3 separate regions of the Homo sapiens genome follow, and all the other regions are linked to region 1. A link is a loop called in an ENCODE intact Hi-C map of the cell type or tissue named here. Cell type or tissue: Caco-2. All regions are shown on one strand. Region 1 overlaps LOC107985905 (a long non-coding RNA gene). Region 2 overlaps LOC107985905 (a long non-coding RNA gene). Region 3 has its middle 300 kb from the start of LINC01809.

Region 1 (2,500 bases):
AAGTTTCTCTTCTCTTACAGACATGTTTATACAGGTCAGTTTCTATGTCATTGTGCCTGTATATACATGTAAGCAAGGATGGGCATGTAACAGTAATGACTTGATTAATGAGAATGATCATTATATATAGTTATGCAATGAAACATGTATGATTCAAGTGAACACATAACATAAAATTTCATGTAACCTAACTGGTATTAACTTATATGAATCCTTCTAGTAAGTTGAAGTCCATTTTTAGAGTAATACAAGTAACAGGACATGAGCTATTATTTTTAAGAATTTACTCAAATGAGCAACTTCTAGGTTGAGTCTCTAAAGAACCTACTGGGGTTAAGCTCTCCGACACAGCAGCCCTGATTCAGTATTCTCTGCAGATCTCAGGGTGCATAACACAGGTCTGGCATCCACAATGAGATCTTCAATGAATGCTTGTTGTGTATAAATAGATGAAAGAATGGATTGGATCCATTGACACGCAGCCCAATCATCTTTCCACAGCCAGCTCCAGCCCTGTACCAATAATCACTAGGAATAAGAATTAGTACCCTGAGGCTGTCTAGAAGCCAGTCATCAGGTTCAGTCTTGCAAGCTAACTTAGACTTAATTAGGCAGAAACATTGACTCAAGCATCTCAAATTATTTAAACAGCAAGAGTTCAGATTGGCATCTTTCTTCACAACCCGTAATACAGGGCTTCGCAGGCAGCAAACGTTCAATAAATACTAACTGATTACACTTCAGAAATCTAGATAATTCTATTAACCAAATTCCTCCTTTGCTGTATGTGTATCCATTAATCAAGGTAAACATCCAAAGACACACATCTGTGTGTCCATCTTACCGCCTCCACCAAATTCCTCCTTTGCTGTATGTGTATCCATTAATCAAGGTAAACATCCAAAGACACACATCTGTGTGTCCGTCTTACCGCCTCCACCAAATTCCTCCTTTGCTGTATGTGTATCCATTAATCAAGGTAAACATCCAAAGACACACATCTGTGTGTCCATCCCACCGCCTCCACCAAATTCCTCCTTTGCTGTATGTGTATCCATTAATCAAGGTAAACATCCAAAGACACACATCTGTGTGTCCATCCCACCGCCTCCACTGACCTCTGCCTTCACTGTCTGCATGTGTGGGCTGGCTGCTAAGGGACCAGATTTAATTATCAGATTTTAAGCACATTCCTTCTCTCCAAATTATGTGAGTTTGTTTTTCTATTTGAGAGTTTGGCAAAAGCTATATTCCCACCCTGTCACTTACTCAAGAGGAAATGTGTTACTCTTAGCAAGAGGACATCTCCCACAGTAGGAATCCAACAGCGTCTGCAGAGGTGGTCCCAGCTTGCGGCAGCCTCTACGGATTGCCAAACTCCCACCTCAGGCTGCCCCTACTTGCCTTTTGCAGTGAGCCTCCAGAAAATGTTCAGACGGCCCCAGCAAACAGCCAGAAAAGGCATGGTACTTGGATAGGAAGGTGACATAGGGACCTCAACTCCCTAAATTGCTTTATGGTTTTTGCAGACCTGGAAGGGTATTTCTCAGAATGATTCCTGGCTACTTAATTGTTGGTCAGTCCAAGCACGTTGCTATCACTTCTTCAACTACCAGTAGGCAAGGAGTCGATGGTAAAATAAGCTAGTGCTTAGACTTTAAGCAATGATTAGACAGAATTATATCCCCCCCAAATTTTATGTGTTGAAACTCTAACCCCCAGTACCTCAGACTGTACAGACTATATTTGGAGGCAGCATCTTTTAAAAGGTAATTAAGGTAAGTTGAGTTCATATAGGTGGGACCTAATACAGTATGACTGGTGTCCTTATAAGAAGAAGAGATTAGGATACCAAATGACACAGAGAAAGGACCGTGTGAAGACACTGGAAGAAGACAGACATCTACAAGCCAAGGAGAGAGGTCTTAGAAGAAGCCAACTTGACTGACATCTGGATCTCAGACTTGCAACCTCCAGAACTATGAAAAAATTAATTTCTGTTATTTAAGCCTGTGGCAGTTTGTTATGGCAGCCCAAGCACACTAATCCAGGCAGCAAAGAGCCTGAGATAAACTGTGACCATTTGCCACAATGGTCAACATCTTAAATGGTCACTGGAGGCAAATTGTCACAACTATTGAAGAATAGAGGACATTCAGGGGACAATGCACCCCTGTTCTTTATGTTAACTCATTACCAATATCTCTGTATCCATTCTCTACCCCTACATAACAAACCACCTAAAACTTCGCAGCGTAACACAATCACCATTTATTTGCTCACAACTCTGGGCCAACAATTTGGGCTGGAGCATCTGGGCAGCACTTCTGCTGCTGTCTCTAGAGGCCATTCACATGGATGCAGCCACCTGGCGCTTGTCTCAGGGAGAGATGCTAGAAGATGGCCTGGTTCACATGCCTGGAAATTGGTGCCGGCTGCTCGCTGCAGTGCCTTCATTCTCATGCTCCAGCATGCTGGGCAGAATTGCTTTCCATGGTGG
Region 2 (2,500 bases), 53 kb before region 1:
ACATCCATTCAGAGTAGTGAACTCTATAAATTAACTGTCTATACTACCCAAATAAATGAGGTAATTGATATATATCCTTAAAATCACTCCACAATACCTACAGAAAAAGAAGATGATCCTTTTTCTTCTGAGTGTGTCTGAGACCCTCATACACTTAGAAATAATATTTTACCAGCTATTGGAGCATCTCTAAGCCCAGTCAAGCAGACACATAAAATTAACCATCACAAGACATATAATCACCCTCGTTCTTCCTTTTTGCACAGAAAGTAAGTGTGTGACAGACCAAAATGTAGGCCACAAATATAAAGGATCATCTTCTTTTTCTGTAGGTATGATGGAGTGATTTTAAGAATATACATATATATCAATTATCTCATTTATTTAAGTAGTATAGACAGTTAATCTATAGAGTTCCCTACTCTGAATGGATGTCTGTTACAAGCCTGAGATAAGCATTTTGGTAATCTAATATATTCTAATATGCAATTAGTTAAAGTCTCCCCTTTAGGATGAGCTGTTGGTTCACTCCTAAATTATTTAAATACATATAGCCATAGAAAAAATAAAGGTTGGAAAAATTCTGAAGTTAGGAAAAATTGTCATCAGTGCCCCACTTTCTATTTAGACATCTTTTCTTGTGCTTTTCCCCTTTACTCATTCTCTAAAAACCCAAAAAACCTCATGTCCCTTCCTCTTTCCCAGAATCTCCACATATTCCCCCGCTGACAACACATTAGCCTCCCAAAACTGACTAGACCTGTGTTCCATTCCCTAGGGTCAGACACAGGTAACAGTGCTTTATCAAGTAACCCATGCCCGTGTTTCCTAGATGTTCATGAGTTTATATATTCCCATTCCTCATCAGGGTATTTACTTGTACGTGACCTCCCAGTTAACCTGATTATTTTTTTGACAAGGGCTTTGCCAAACGTACATAAATCCACAAGGATGAGAAGTGTGGGCAATTCCAGCACTATGGTAGGCCAACAGGGGGATGATTTTTCAACAAGACTTTGTTACCCTCCAGATCACACTACATGGGCAGATGCCCTCATGCCCACACCTGTGACCTCATCACTCTTCACAGGGAAAGTTGACATTCTTCTCTACATGGTATGTTAGGCAGAGAGCCACTTTTTTGAGCTTACATCAGACCCTAGAAACTCACCTCTACAATAAAAAGGAAAGATAGCCCAAGCCCCTCCCTACCCTACTCCCCACAGGCCAACGACTCCAGTGGGATCCTCTAACTCCCCATCCCCACAAAGCTCTGGAATGTATCTCCTGCGGGCTCAGACACATGCTTCAAAATACACTAGTTGTTTAAACATTGAACTTGCTTCACCTTAGTGGTAGACAAGGAATGTGTGTGGGGGTTAATCCTGTACTAAAAACTAATAGAATAAAAACAACTGGAAGAATCTAGACAGCCTGAAGGCAGGATTAGGAAACTAGATGACCGAGCAGGAAATAGGAGCCCTGACAACCAGGCTAACTACTTGACAGATTAGCCTCAGGCCAGCCCTTCTCCAACACAGGGAATATGTCTTCTTCTATTATTGTCAAACATTCGAATCACACTTTAAGATGCAACTCAAAAGTCACCTTGTTTGGCTTCATTACTTCATTCGTTTATTCATTCAGTTCTTCACAAGGTGAAAGAGCAATGGAAAATGTATCACATTAAGATTTCTTGATGGAGTCTGGACTATATCAACATGGTATCAAGCTAAGGAGCCATTCAGGGCTCTCTGATAACAACCAACTCAGAGGACATGGCTTGTGCTTCCATCTGTTTTGTTTATTTTATTTTATTTTTATTTTTTTATTTTTTAAGACAGAGTCTTGCTCTATCACCCAGGCTGGAGTGCAGTGGCACAGTCTTGGCTCACTGCAAACTCGGCCTCCTGACAGAGTCTCACTCTGTTGCCTTGGCTGGAGTGCAGTGGTGCGATCTCGGCTCACTGCAACCTCTGCCTCCCAGGTTCAAGCAATTCTCCTGCCTCAGCCTCCCAAGTAGCTGGGATTACAGGCATGTGCCACTACGCTCAGCTAATTTTTGTACTTTTAGTAGAGACAGAGTTTCACCATGTTGGCCAGGCTGGTCTTTAACTCCTGACCTCAGGTGATCCACCCACCTCGGTCTCCCAAAGTGCTGGGATTACAGGCGTGAGCTACCACACCTGACCAAGCTTTCATCTTGAGTCTTTACCTCCATACACACATACACACACACTAACATAAATAACTCCATCCCCTCCAACACCAAATGGAGATGCTCAGGGGTCAATCGAGAGAACCCCAGAGAACACCAACGTGAAGAATGAGAAAAGAGCCTGAACCGGTACACTTATAGGGGCAAGAAGTTCCAAAGTAACTACTACAGGCAGTGTGGACCTTCAAAACACTGTGGCCGTACTTGCAAATGATAAAATTCCATCCTGTGAACACTCAGAATAGCAGCTCCTCCACTCTTAGGAATAGGATGTAGGATAGA
Region 3 (2,500 bases), 480 kb before region 1:
CCCAAGTGCTGGGATTACAGGCATGAGCCACCATGTCTGGGCTTAATTTCATTATTTATCCAAAAGTTATTCAGAAGCATGTTATTCAATGTTCATGTAATTTTATGGTTTAGAGTGAATTTTTTTTTTAGTCTTGAATTCTAATTTGATTGTGCTGTGGTCTGAGAGAGTAGTTGTTATAGTTTCAGCACTTTTCTATTTGCTGAGAAATGTTTTATGTCCAATTATGTGATCGATTTTAGAGTATGTGACATGTGGCAATGTGAAGAATGTATATGCTGTTGTTTTCTGTGGAGAGTTCTGTAGATGTCTATCAGGTCTATTTGATCCAGTGCTGAGTTCCTGTCCTGAATATCCTTGTTATTTTTATGCCTTGATAACCTCTCTAATACTGTCAGTGTGGTGTTGAAGTCTCCCAATATTATTATTTGGGAATCTAAGTCTCTTTGAGAGTCTCTAAGAATTTGCTTTATGAATATGGGTGCTCCTGTGTTGGGTGCATATATATTGAGGATAGTTAGGTCACCTTGTTGAATTGAAACCTTTATCATTATGTAATGCCCTTCTTTTTCTTTTTTGACCTTTGTAGGTTTAAAGTCTGTCTTGTGAGAAATTAGGATTGCCACCCTTGCTTTTTTCTGTTTTCTATTTGCTTGGTAGATCTTTCTCCATTGCTTTATGTTTAGCCTATGGGTGTCATTGCATGTGAGATGCGTCTCCTGAAGACAGTACAATAATGGGTCCTGGTTCTTTATCCAGCTTGCCATTTGTGCCTTTTAATTGGGGCATTTAGCCACTTTATATTCAAAGTTAGTATTGATGTATGTGGCTTTGATCCTGTCATCAAGATGTTAGCTGGTTATCATACAGACTTGTTTGTGTGGTTGCTTTATTGTGTCACTTATCTGTGTACTTAAGTGTGTTTTTGTAGTGACTGGTAATGGTTTTCCCTTTTCATATTTAGAGCTTACTTCAGGAGTTCCTGTAAAGCAGGTCTAGTGGCAATAAATTCCCTCACCATTTCCTTGTCTGAAAAGCATCTTATCTCTCCTTCACTTATAAAGCTAAGTTTGGGCAAATATGAAATTCTGGTATGGAATTTCTTTTTTTTAAAGAATGTTGAGTCTGGGCGTGGTGGCTCATGCCTATAATCCCAGCACTTTGGGAGTCCAAGGCAGGCAGATCAGGAGTTGGAGACTAGCCTGGCCACAACATGTTGAAACCCCATCTCTACTAAAAATACAAAATTTAGCCGGGCATGGTGGCATGTGCCTGTAGTCCCAGCTACTCAGGTGGCTGAGGCAGAAGAATCACTTGAACCCAGGAGTGGAAGTTGCAGTGAGCCAAGATCCACCACTGTACTCCAGCCTGGGTGACAGAGCAAGCCTCTGTCTAAAAAATAAAAATAAAAAATAATAATTTGAATATTGGCCCCTAATCTCCTCTGGCTCATAGGATTTCTACTCAGAGGTCTGCTCTTATGTTGGTCTAATGGGCATCGCTTTGTAGGTGACCTGACCTTTCTGTCTAGCTGCCTTTAACATTTTTTCTTTTATTTCAACCTTGGAGAATCTGATGATTATGTGTCTTGGTAATGATCTTGTAAAGTATCTTACTGAGGTTCTCTGCATTTCCTGAATTTTAATGCTGGCCTCTCTACCTAGGTTGGGTAAGTTCTCATGGATGATATCCTGAAATATGTTTTCCAAGTTGCTTACACTCTCCCATCTCTTTCAGAGACACCAATGAGTCATAGATTTGGTCTCTTTACATAATCCCATATTTCTCAGAGGTTCTGTTTGTTCCTTTTTGTTCCTTTATCTCTCCTCTTGTCTGATTCTCTTATTTCACAGGGCCAGTCTTCAAGCACCAAGATTCTTTCCACTGCTTGGTCTATTCTGCTATTAATACTTGTGATTGCATTATGAAATTCTTGTACCATGCTTTTCGGCTCTATCAGGTCTGTTACATTCTTTTCTATCTGGCTACTTTGTCTGCCATCTACTGCAATTGTTTTATTGTGATTCTTAGCTTCCTTGGATTGGGTTTCAGCATACTCCTGCACCTCAATTATCTTCATTCCTGTCTATATTCTGAATTCTATTTCTGTCATTTCAGCCATCTCAGCCTGATTCAGATCCCTTGCTGGAGATGTGGTGTGGTCATTTGGAGGAAAGAAGGCACTCTGGCTTTTTGAGTTGTCAAGGTTCTTGTGTTGGTTCTTTCTCTTCTTGTGTGGGCTGATGCTTCTTCAATTTTTGAAGTTGCTGATCTTTGGATGGATTTTTTTTCTTTTATCAAATTTGATGCCCTTGAGGCTTTGATCATGATATAAGATGGATTCAGCTGACTGTTTTTATTTCTGGAAGATTTTAAGGGGCCAAAATTCAGCTTCCAACTCCTGGGCTGTGTACTTTAACTCTAGGAAACTTGTATCAGGACTTGACTTTGTTTTCTGGCTCCTCAAAGGTAGGAATCCATTGCACTGGGGAAGCCAAGG

The links. Peaks named below come from ENCODE experiments on the same cell type or tissue, not always from the same donor. Only the 100,000 strongest peaks of a DNase experiment are listed, where the experiment ranks them.
Region 2: it touches region 1 in a loop (8-fold over the local background); 2 of 110 quality-filtered maps call a loop at or near these places.
Region 3: it touches region 1 in a loop (14-fold over the local background); 12 of 110 quality-filtered maps call a loop at or near these places.

What each region holds. Positions count from the first base shown.
Region 1 is chr2:84,299,507-84,302,006 of GRCh38, forward strand. The region is part of intron 1 of LOC107985905 (a long non-coding RNA gene); the gene reads right to left. Among named protein-coding and RNA genes, the nearest start is that of SUCLG1, 160 kb to the right of the region's middle. In Caco-2, no CTCF peak of the experiment used is centred here; a DNase peak (open chromatin) is centred at 975.
Region 2 is chr2:84,246,396-84,248,895 of GRCh38, forward strand. The region is part of intron 1 of LOC107985905 (a long non-coding RNA gene); the gene reads right to left. Among named protein-coding and RNA genes, the nearest start is that of SUCLG1, 210 kb to the right of the region's middle. In Caco-2, no CTCF peak of the experiment used is centred here; a DNase peak (open chromatin) is centred at 1,374.
Region 3 is chr2:83,820,474-83,822,973 of GRCh38, forward strand. No RefSeq gene overlaps it. Among named protein-coding and RNA genes, the nearest start is that of LINC01809, 300 kb to the left of the region's middle. In Caco-2, no CTCF peak of the experiment used is centred here; no DNase peak of the experiment used is centred here.